Regions from separate parts of the Homo sapiens genome. Here region 1 is linked to region 2. Evidence: chromatin loops called from intact Hi-C (ENCODE). Cell type or tissue: sigmoid colon. All regions are shown on one strand. Each heading gives the region's core, and the rest is flanking DNA. Links, peaks and the distances in the headings are about the cores only.

Region 1 (5,173 bases), core at 769-4,768, 170 kb before region 2:
AACTTTAATCCATTTTCCCTCTCTCAACGCGGCGGGCCGGCCTCTGTAGAGGTGTCTGTCCATTGTTCCCTGTCAAAGCCTTCTTGAGTGGGTTTCCCACTGAGACACTTTTGTGTGAGTCAAATCAAGATGATAGGTAGCGGAGAAGAAAAAGCAGAGACGAGAAGGTTAGCCCCTCATTTTAGACTTTAAGAAAAATCTGCCAGCAGGTGCCAGTCGGAGTGGGTAACGCACATGAAAGGCCAAGTCCAAGCTGGGTCGCCTGTGTCACAAGAGGAGTTTTTCAGGGAGAAGCACACAAAACACACATTGTCGTGGTCGCACACAGAGACATAAATTTAGGAACATGCTCACCCTTCGCCTGAACATAGTTAGCTCTGATAATGAGGAACAATGAGCCGGAATGAAGTCTCCTGGATCGAGTAGCAAGAACATTGACACTTGCTTATGCTCCCATAAAAGTGGCTTCCCTCCTCTTCCTCCTGCCATCCCTCCCCCAGGGCCAAATGACCCTCCACCACACACTGCTCTCCTTCCACACCTTTGCTTGGTGGAAGCATAGAAAGGACACGGAGCCAACAGGAGGCAGAGGACCTCTGTGGCTTTCCTGGCTCTTCCATATTGGAGAAGAATCCATTTTGGCATCTGAAGTCCGTGTAGGGGAAAGTTCAATATAGGATGCGTGTTGCCTGATGGACAAGGTGTGCAAATATGGATTCTCAAGATGGCAGTGGAAAATTGAGACAGGAGAAGGGGAGGCAGAAAGGTGAACTAGCCAAACAGAAGGCTCTGGAATCAGGCTGCCTGGCTTCAATCTGGTTCTACTACTTCTGCTACATTTAGCTGTGGGGTCATGGTGAATTGTTTCATTCCTAAGTGCCTCCCTTTCGTCTTCTGTTAGATGGGCTAGTACCAGCTCACAGACTTGGCAGCAAGATGAAATGTCTATCAACCACAAAGCACATAGAAAGTACTCAGTATGTGTTGACTGCTATTGAACCAATTCCCTGAGATAAAAAAGAAAGCAGTTGATAAGACTGTGACGACCTAAAACTGTAGGTCCTGTGATTCTCATTTAATTTTCTCGTTCATTCTTGAGATGGTGAAATGATACCCTTCTCACAGAGGGAAACCAGGGTCTAGGAAGAGTGAATGACGTATCCAAGGTGACACAGCAAATAGTGACAGGTGAAGGAATGTGACCAGGTCCCCCAACTTCAGGGGATCTGGCCCTGCAATTCTCAAGCATGGCAGAGTCAGTGGCCTGAGTATTAGAGTAAGGATGACTGTATTTTCAGACAACTTAGAAATATTGGTAGCAACAGGGGTTAAAAGAAAAATGATTTGAAAACTTCAGTTAATTAAAAAAAAAAGAAGCCAATTCCTCAGAACCTACCGTTTTCTACATCCTGGTGAGTCCAGATCTCTCGGTAATTGAGGCTCAGACCAGATGGTCTCCAGGGCAACCGGTATCGTTGTTCAGCACAGCGGTTAAAAAGCTGGGTCAAGAGTCAATCTTGATTCTGCCGTTGGACAAGTTACATCTCCTTGAACAGCTGACTTTTTTTAACGATTACAAAAATTAAGGTTTAATATGCATATAGAAATAGTCACCCTTTTTGGTGTACAGTTCTGCAAGTTTTGATGAACATATATAATGGCGGAAACATCATCACAATAAAAATATATAGGCCAAGTGCAGTGGTTCATGCCGGTAATCCCAACATTTTGGGAGGCCAAGGCAGGAGAATCCCTTGAGCCCGAGAGTTCGAGACCAGCCTGGGCAACATAGGGAAACCCTATCTCTACATAAAATTAATAAATAAGATAAAATTAGCTGGGCATGGTGATTCCAGCTACTTGGGAGGCTGCAGTAGGAGGATCACTTGAACCTGGGAGGTGAGCCATGATTTTGCCACAGCACTCCAGCCTGGGAGATATACATATACACAAACACACACACACACACACACACACTATATATATACACACACATATACATATTTATACATATACATATATATACATATATACACATACACATGTATATGTGTGTATGTGTATATATGTATATATATCTATACACATAAATATGAGTGTGTGTGTGTATGTGTGTATGCATATATACATATATAGAGAGAGAAAACATTCCCCAAAACCTCCTAAAATTCATTTCTGCCCTACCTCCAGCCCCTGGCAGCCATTGATCTGTTTTCAGACCTTATAGTTTTTCTTCACAAGGGTGTCATATAAATAGTCTTACAGTATGTGGTCTTTTGATTCTGTTTTCTTTTACTTAGCCTAATGCATTTGAGATTGCCCACATTTTTATGTATCAGTAGTGTGTTCCTTTTTATTGTTGAGTAATATTCTGTGGTGTTGAAGAACTAGTTTGTTTACCCATTCCTCAATTGAAGGACATTTGGGTTATTTTCAGTTTGGGGTGATTATGAATACAGCTACTGTAAGTATTTACATATGGGCTTCATTCCATTTAGATGAATACCTTGGAGTGGGCTTGATGGATTTTACCATCTGTGTCTGTTTGACTTTCTAAGAAACTGCCAAATTGTTTTTCAAAGTGGCTGTACCACTGTGTGTTCCCACCAGCAGTGTAAGAGAGTTCCAGTTGCTCTGTATCCTCATCAGCATTTAACATTATCCATTTTTAAAATTTTAGCCATTCTAATAGGATGTGAAACTTGGCTTTTAATCTATACAATGGGGACTGTAATTTCGTCTTCATGATATTCTTAGGCAAGGCAGCTGACATGTCCGTGTAAAGCACCGAGCATGGTGCCTGGTGTGCAAGGAAGGTTTGCCACATGCGAGCTGCATTATTTATTGTTCTGTCTAAGCCCAACATTCTTGCATGTGATAGATATTGTACATTATCCTTCTCCAAGTCCCCTTTTCTGCATGAAAACATTAGTGTGTATTGGTCCAGAATGCTACAGAGCTCTGTGAAGAGACCACTTTGTGTGTCTGTTTTAAAATCAGGCTCTGTTTTGTCTCCCTGGCTCTCTGCAAAGAGACGGAGCAATGGCTGCTGGCATCGGGCCAGGCCAGTCCCAGAGAGCTCTGAAGCCAGGCTTTGGTGAGCAGGCCGTCCGGGCAAGCCCTCCTGCCACAGCCTGAAGCCTGGGGGTTTTTCTTGGCCTCCTCCCACCCCTGCTGCTGGGCTTTCTTGCTGGCCTGCCCTGCCAGCACTGAGCTCCCAGCCAGAGGCACAGGGGCACTATACACACGGTTCCCTATTAAACACAGATCACCAAAAAAAAAAAAAAGCAAAACAGTGAAATGAATCAATCTCTGGGGGAGTTGGCCTTGGAGGTCTCGTGGAGGGAAACAAACCATACAAATGCTCCTTTCAAAGCCCAGCTGAGCTGTTGGCCTCGTCACAGTGGTCACTGCTGGAGGCTGGAGATGGTGACATTTATTCTCCCTTCCTGACAGCAGCCCCACAGAGCCGCGTTAATGTTCCAGGTAGCTCTGATACTCAGCAGCAGCCCAAGTTTCCAGGACTTTGGGCATTCTGGCAGCAAGCCCAAAGATATGACATGACAGGCTTAAATAATCCAGGCAGCGAACCTGAAGAAATATGGGGTGGACCCAAAGACATCAGGAGGCTGGCCCAGGCACGAGGCAGTGGGTCTAGGTAATGCAAATGGCAGGCTTAAAGAGAACAGGCTGCGGGCCCAAAGATACCAGACAGCGAATGTGCCTAAGGAAGCCAGGCAGTGAGCCTAAAGAAGTCCAGTGTCAGGAACAAAGAATGCAGGTGACAGGTCCAAAGTAGGGTTACATGGCACTGCTTCTATGGCACTTTTGCACAAATTAGAAAAAGTTGCCCCCTCTGAGCAAACATAGCTCTGCAAGTGCCCTGTTTTGATGGGCAGAACATTCCTGTAGTAGGACACATCATGTTTAACCCATGAGACAGCCATGGGTCCAAGGCCCTTACCTTCCCTGTCACTACCCTGGGTTTCTTTCCAAGTAGATTTTCACGGCCATCAGATGCACCTTACCTATGAGTTAAGCTCTGAGCAGGCCCTCCATGGATCACTGGGATTCTCTTTCAGAGACCATCATTTCATGGTCTCTGGGGGAAGAAGGCCTAACAGGAGGAAAGCTTGAGCTCCATGGGAAGGAGAGGCTGAGCCTGAAGTTCTAGTAGCACAGGGAGTGCTGTCAGCGAGAGAGCACCATTTCCAGCCTCCTTATTTGTCCCAGGAAGAACTGAGAACCAGGGATGGAAAAGACCTGGCAAGGACCACACCATCCCTTGCTGCCAGGTTGCTGAGGGAGACTGGGAGGGGCTGTTCGATTGGTCAGGGGGTTGGATGTGGTGCTACCGAGAACTGCTGATCTGAGGGCCAGCAAGCTACCTTTACCATTCAGGAAGATACAGGTGGATCTGGGAGGTTTTGGAGTAGGCGGCAGGGAAGCAAAACTACAAAAGAAAGACAAATTGACAACTTGAACCTCCCTTGCTTTGGCTCCTGGAACCTACGCTTTCTTAGTTTTCCTCCCACTTCTCTTGCTGTTCCTTCTCCGTCTCTTGGCTGGCTGCCTCCTCCTTTTGTAAACTTCCCAATATTGGAGTGCTGGGAGCTCTGTCCTGAACGATTTCCTCTACCTACACATTCTCTCTCTCCAGGCAATCTCATCTAGACCCATAGTGGTAAATGTCACCTCTTAGTCAATTTGGGCTGCTATAACAAATTACCATAGCCTGGGGGGCTTAAACAACAAATCTTTATTTCTCACAGTTCTGGAGGCTGACAGGTCCAAGATCAAGGTGCTAGCAGATTTGTGTCTGGTGAGGGCCCTCTTCCTGGTTTGCAAATGGTAATCTTGTATCCTAACATGGCAGAGAGCAGAGAGAGAAAACAAAAGACTTCTCATGACCTTCATAAGGGCATCAATCTCTCTCATGAGGGCTCCACCCTCATGACCATAATTAGGTCCCAAGGTCCTCACCTCCAAATATCACATTGAGGGTTGGAGTTTCAATGTATAAATTTTGGGAGGGAAACAAACATTAAACCCACAGCATTCTGCCTACACATTTTCTCTCTCCAGGTAATCTAAGTCAGACCCCTAACATTAAATGTTACCTAAGGTAGATGATCCCCAGATATGTGTACCCAATCCTGTTCTCCCCTAGAAT
Region 2 (5,173 bases), core at 606-4,605:
TGCTTGACTGATGCAGAGATACGGGGGTTAGAGCAACCTGGGAGGCTCCATGCCTGTGTGGGCGCACAGCTGCCTGCTGACTGTTTCCAGTCCCCCTTCTGACGGTTCCCCATAGGCTGGAGAAATCCACTCAAAGCAGGGTGTGCTCTCCGATGGAAATCCAGCCTTGTTCTTCCACTCAAGTACTATAGGGGAAAGCAGAGAAGGGAAGGGAAAGACACATAGAAAGTTTCAGCATATGAGTAGCATTTGCAATGTAATCTATGTGTTCTGAGCCAAGTTACTGTACACACTCTGGGGAGAATTAAAAATAAATGACGAAACATTTTGAAACATGGCTTATACCTAATTAATCATGGAACTTAAGGAACAAAGAATGCATTTCTTCAAAATTTTCAGCATTTTCTCTATTAAGTGGAGGAGGTGGGGGAGGGGAGGGAAAATCTCCATGCCCTGTAATGGATACACTGTGCACTTCATTTGGGGGAAAGAATCTCTTAATCTTCTTTGGCCTCCTGCAACCTCTGAATCCTTACATCTTTAATACTTCATGTTGAGCATTTTCATATTAAAGGAACTGAAAGTTTCCAGATCATGAAATATTCCTTAGCTTTTTGTCTCTTGATCCCTTAGCCTAAACAATACCGGTTTTGGAGATTATGAGATCACCAGGCATTTCTTAAGTACCCATGATATTGTGCCCTGGGATTCCCGTGTCCTTTTTCTATGCCGCCGCCACCCAGAGACATCTGTGGGCACGTCCCGCTTTGAAGGCAAAGCTTTTGTACTATGTCCATGTTACTCCACATGCCCTCCGACTCAGGAGCCTTGATTTCCTCATTTGTAAAATGGGGATAATAATAGATAGCTCATTGATTTAATGTGAATGTTAAATAAAATAATGACACAAAAGAACTTAGCCTAGTGCCTAGAACATAACCACTCAATAATGGAGTGTGTGACTGAATTTTCCGAATTCGTTTTTCATTCTCTTCCTATCCATGGATTTGACTGAGTCCCATCTTGCAAGGCCATCCAAGGCACTTCTTTAGAGCCCTGTCTCACCAGTAACAGAGGTGGGAGTCAAAGATGACTTTGCACTTAGTAGCCAATGTCTTCACTGCTCCTATGGGAAGCCAGAGTTTTACTCTTTCCCCTGAATTTTCCCACAGTCATTCCATGAGCTAGTTATGGACACAACTTAAGGGGAACTGGAGATGTGTGTGTGTGTTCATTCCAAACAGTGTCACTGATTGACAGCATGGCTTTGGATAAGCTGATCAGGTTGCTTTGATGCAGATTCTCCACCCCCACCCCACACCTTTGTTGAAAAAGAACCAAAAAATAATACATACTGTATTAAATTATTAAAGGGGTTGTAAGTAAAACCTGAAGCCTGAACTCCTTCCTTCCCCAGTCCCATGTAAAGATTGAGAAGGAAGAAGATACTGGAGTCTGGGGTTCAGTGGTAGGACTCAAGTGCCAATGGAGGTGGTGCCAGGGGCAGCATCATAACTGGATTGTGCCCAAGGTCTGGTGTCAGCTATGTTCTTTGCCCTCTAACCTCCCTTGGTTCCAGCTCATTTTTCATCTCAGCTCTCCAGCATTTCTTCAGACTCTGTAAGCTGCCCACATCTTCCCTATATATTCCTTTTCTGCTTAACTGTCACTGTTACTTTGCTTGCAAACAAAAACCTAGACTGAGAAAAAAAAAATAAGATCTTCTCAGCACCTACTGTGAGCCAACTACTTTGCAGGTTGAGGAACTGAGACACGGAGAGTTAAGGTGACGTGCCTAGGTCACCAAACCTGTTAGAGGTGGTACTGTGATCTGAACCCCCATCTGTCTACATTTCCATTGGGTTTTCTCAGCAAAAAGATACTCTTGAAAAGTAAACCTCCAGTCCATAACCACCCACATCTGCATTGAACTTGCCTCATAGCTAGGGCCTTTGGAGGGTTATAGTTGCGACCCAGACACATTTTCTTCCCCCACTCCCGCCTTAACTTGGTGATTGGCTGTTGTAAATTGCATCGAAAGTGATACGCCTTTCAGTGCTGAGAACCATCATGGGTCTGTGCCTATGATGTAAGGGGGAAAGGGATCCAAACAGTCGAGCAACATGAGTTTGTGTCTTTTGTAACAACTGTGCATTGCTTGTGTGTGCTGCTAATTATTCCTGATTCACATGCCCTCAGTTGATGCTTTTGGAAATTAAATGGGCATGCCTTGTATGGTGTGGAGAGAGAGGCTTGCTCATTTTCTCTCCTTTCACACACTGCCCTTATGCCTGCTGTTGCTCCAACAAGTGGCATCATCCTTAGTTCCTGACATCCCAACATGGGCAGTCAGATGTTGCTGTCTGCTTTCAGAATTACAAACCCACCCACTTGTACTTCTTTGCAGGAGTGAGGTAGCTTGCCAAAGAACGGGAAGTCACCAGAGTGAACATCGTGGAGCCATTGACACCATGTTCTGTTTCTTAACCAAGGAGGAGGCTAGCCACTCTCTGGGCACCTAACTTGCAACAGCTCCCCTGGAGATAGACCCACATAAAACCATTTTATTCTTGACATCACTCCAGCATTTCTGCAGAGCATCAGTCTGGACAGAACTTGGTATTCTTGCTTCTTTTCCACTGACTTTTTAAGAAGCCAGTTATTGAAGATCCAGGGTAATAAAAGCAGCTTGAACTTCATTACCCTCTCTCCAGCATTAGATACTGAAGGCCACGGTGAGTGATACTGTGTATAAAATACGAAGCAGAGAATTAAATGCAACTTGATGGTACATGTTGTACCTTAATGAAAACAAAGGCTCAGGAACACTATTTGTGAACGTGTTACCCAATAAAGTGTTAGCAATGGAGCTCATAAAGCTGCCAGCCAGATTTAACCATTGTGTGGAGCTCTGTTCAGTTGGGCTGGGCAGAGAGAGTGAGGTCTGTTCCCTTTATCACAGTCACTGGAGGTTTTTATTTAAAACACATGGAAGAAAGACACTTGGGTTTGGCACCAAAATGTCTTGTGGTAAAGGAAAAAAAATTAGAAATATCCAAAAGTACTTAAAAAAAAACTAGGGGGAAAAAAAAACATATGTGAAGAAATTAAGATGGGCTGACATAGGGTGCCGCGTTAGCCGTTTAAAGTGATGGCGAAAGCAGAGAGCAACGGGCTTTCTCCACGGCAGCTGATAGACACGAGCAATTGAGCAGTTCATACCCTCTCTGTTGTCCCTGTCACAAGATTTGTAGGTCATTCTCAGCCAGCCATGGGGGCTAAAGGGCACAGGTTGCGACCTGCTGATTTACCAAAGTATGATCAACTCACACAAATTATAGGCGTAAGAGAGGCCTGACAACTTCAATATGATGCGCAATGAGCACAATTATTTGTGACATGTGAAACCAGTGTGAGACCGTAATTCTGTCACTGCATGACAAGGCATTATTAGCCGGGGCAGGCAGCGGCTTGAACCAGGAGCAGCTGGAGGAGAGGCAGGGAAAGAGAGAGGGCTCCATAGGGGAAGGCCCGTGACGGGCTTTCTCTCCCAGAGTGGCAAATAGCAATGGCCCCTTTGTGGAATGTGGAGCCGCTCAGGAGGATGAAGTCGCCCTATTGCTATCTGGTCTGTTGGATAATAAAGGAGCGTTTGGTGGGAAGGGCAGAGGGGAAAGCACACCCTGTGGGCCTGGGGCTGTGCACAACCAAGGTGTCTTCGTTGAAATCGGGCGTGGTATTTTTCATGAGGCCAACTGAGGTGTTGTTTCTAGTGGGCCAGATGAGGTGGAGTCAGGAGGACAGGGAAGGACAGAGTTTCTCTTGCTGAGCAAATGCCTCTGCTCCACCAGGCTTCCCTCCTGTCACGTCCTGCCTGGAACGTGCAGTCTGACTGCTGAGTGCAGGAGGAGGCAGAACTCAGGTCCCCTGGGTTTTCCCCTGTCCTTAGAGATCTTGCTCCCTGTACCATAGTGGCTGGGCAGCTCAAGGAAAGTGCAGGTATACACTTCCCTTCTGGTGATGGCCATAGATGTTTCTGCCTAAGGGTATAGGACAGGTGGGTGGCTGTTCCCAGCAACTGGACCCAAGTAAGGCAGAGCTTCCTCAGGCTGAGCATGGAAGTCATGGGACAGCTGGGCTGCCAACGAAGCTTTCTGCAAAGGGAGAATCTGGCCCGTGTTCTGCAGGGTCTCCTGCGGAGGGTAGCAGCTACATTTTGGGCCTTCCTGGCTCAGTGACTTTAAGCCTTGTGTTGAGTAGTGGATGGCCCTGTGACATGCCTTCATACGGTCAATCAGTGTTCCCTGAGCACCTACTGGGCATCAACCACTGCCCAAACCACAGAGGATCTGAATGCGAAATGCCTCTGTCTGCCTATGAGAGCTCTCTGTCAATGAGGGAAGATAAGACAAAAACAAATAATTAGAATACGTTATGTGAACAGGTGCATGCATAGGAGTCATGGCTGTACAGGGAAGGCATGGCTGACTTTCTCATATCATTCAAGTGTCTATTCAAATACCCCGTGCAGAAAGGGCCATTTTGACCACACCATCTAAAATAGGTCTTCTCCCTCTCAGCCTTTACCTCCCTACTCTTCTTCACTTTCATTGAATTTCTGAAGGCCTGAACCAAGAGCATGTAAACCAAGCATAATTAGCAGCACATACAAATAATACAGGGTGGCTACACAGAGACTGTTGTCAGCAGAAGTCAGTACTTGACATTATATTATTTTTTTTGATTATTTATTATTCCTCTTATTGCAACGTAAGCTTCAAGAGGGTGGGGACTTTGCCCTGCTCCCCTCAGAATCCCAATTGCCTCTGCAGTGGTGTCCATAAAGTACTTGCTCAATAAACATGTGTTGAATACAGGAATGGCAAACTTTGTTTTAGGTGTTCTTGCTTTTACATACATTGACCCGTTAAATCTTCCCAGCAACCTGAGGCAAGTCGGTTATCTATTGTTGCATAACAAATCATCCCAGAGACTAAGGCTTAAAATAACAGTATTTATTATTTCTTACAATTCTGTGGTTTGGCTGGGATTCAGCTGGGCCAGTTCTTCTGCTGGTCTTGCTTAGGGTCTTTCATGAGGCTGCATTTAGTTTAGAGTTTGGTCAAGCCTTGATGTTCAAATGGTCATTCATCCTCAGGGCATCTGATCATTC

The links. A loop is a pair of places that touch in the nucleus more often than their neighbours do. Peaks named below come from ENCODE experiments on the same cell type or tissue, not always from the same donor. Only the 100,000 strongest peaks of a DNase experiment are listed, where the experiment ranks them.
Region 1: it touches region 2 in a loop (6-fold over the local background); 1 of 110 quality-filtered maps calls a loop at or near these places.

What each region holds. Positions count from the first base shown.
Region 1 is chr10:113,184,160-113,189,332 of GRCh38, forward strand. No RefSeq gene overlaps it. Among named protein-coding and RNA genes, the nearest start is that of SNORA87, 140 kb to the left of the region's middle. In sigmoid colon, for the core only: no CTCF peak of the experiment used is centred there; DNase peaks (open chromatin) are centred at 3,082 and 3,532.
Region 2 is chr10:113,354,614-113,359,786 of GRCh38, forward strand. No RefSeq gene overlaps it. Among named protein-coding and RNA genes, the nearest start is that of HABP2, 200 kb to the right of the region's middle. RefSeq lists an enhancer at 3,777-4,541. In sigmoid colon, for the core only: no CTCF peak of the experiment used is centred there; DNase peaks (open chromatin) are centred at 2,438, 2,908 and 3,524.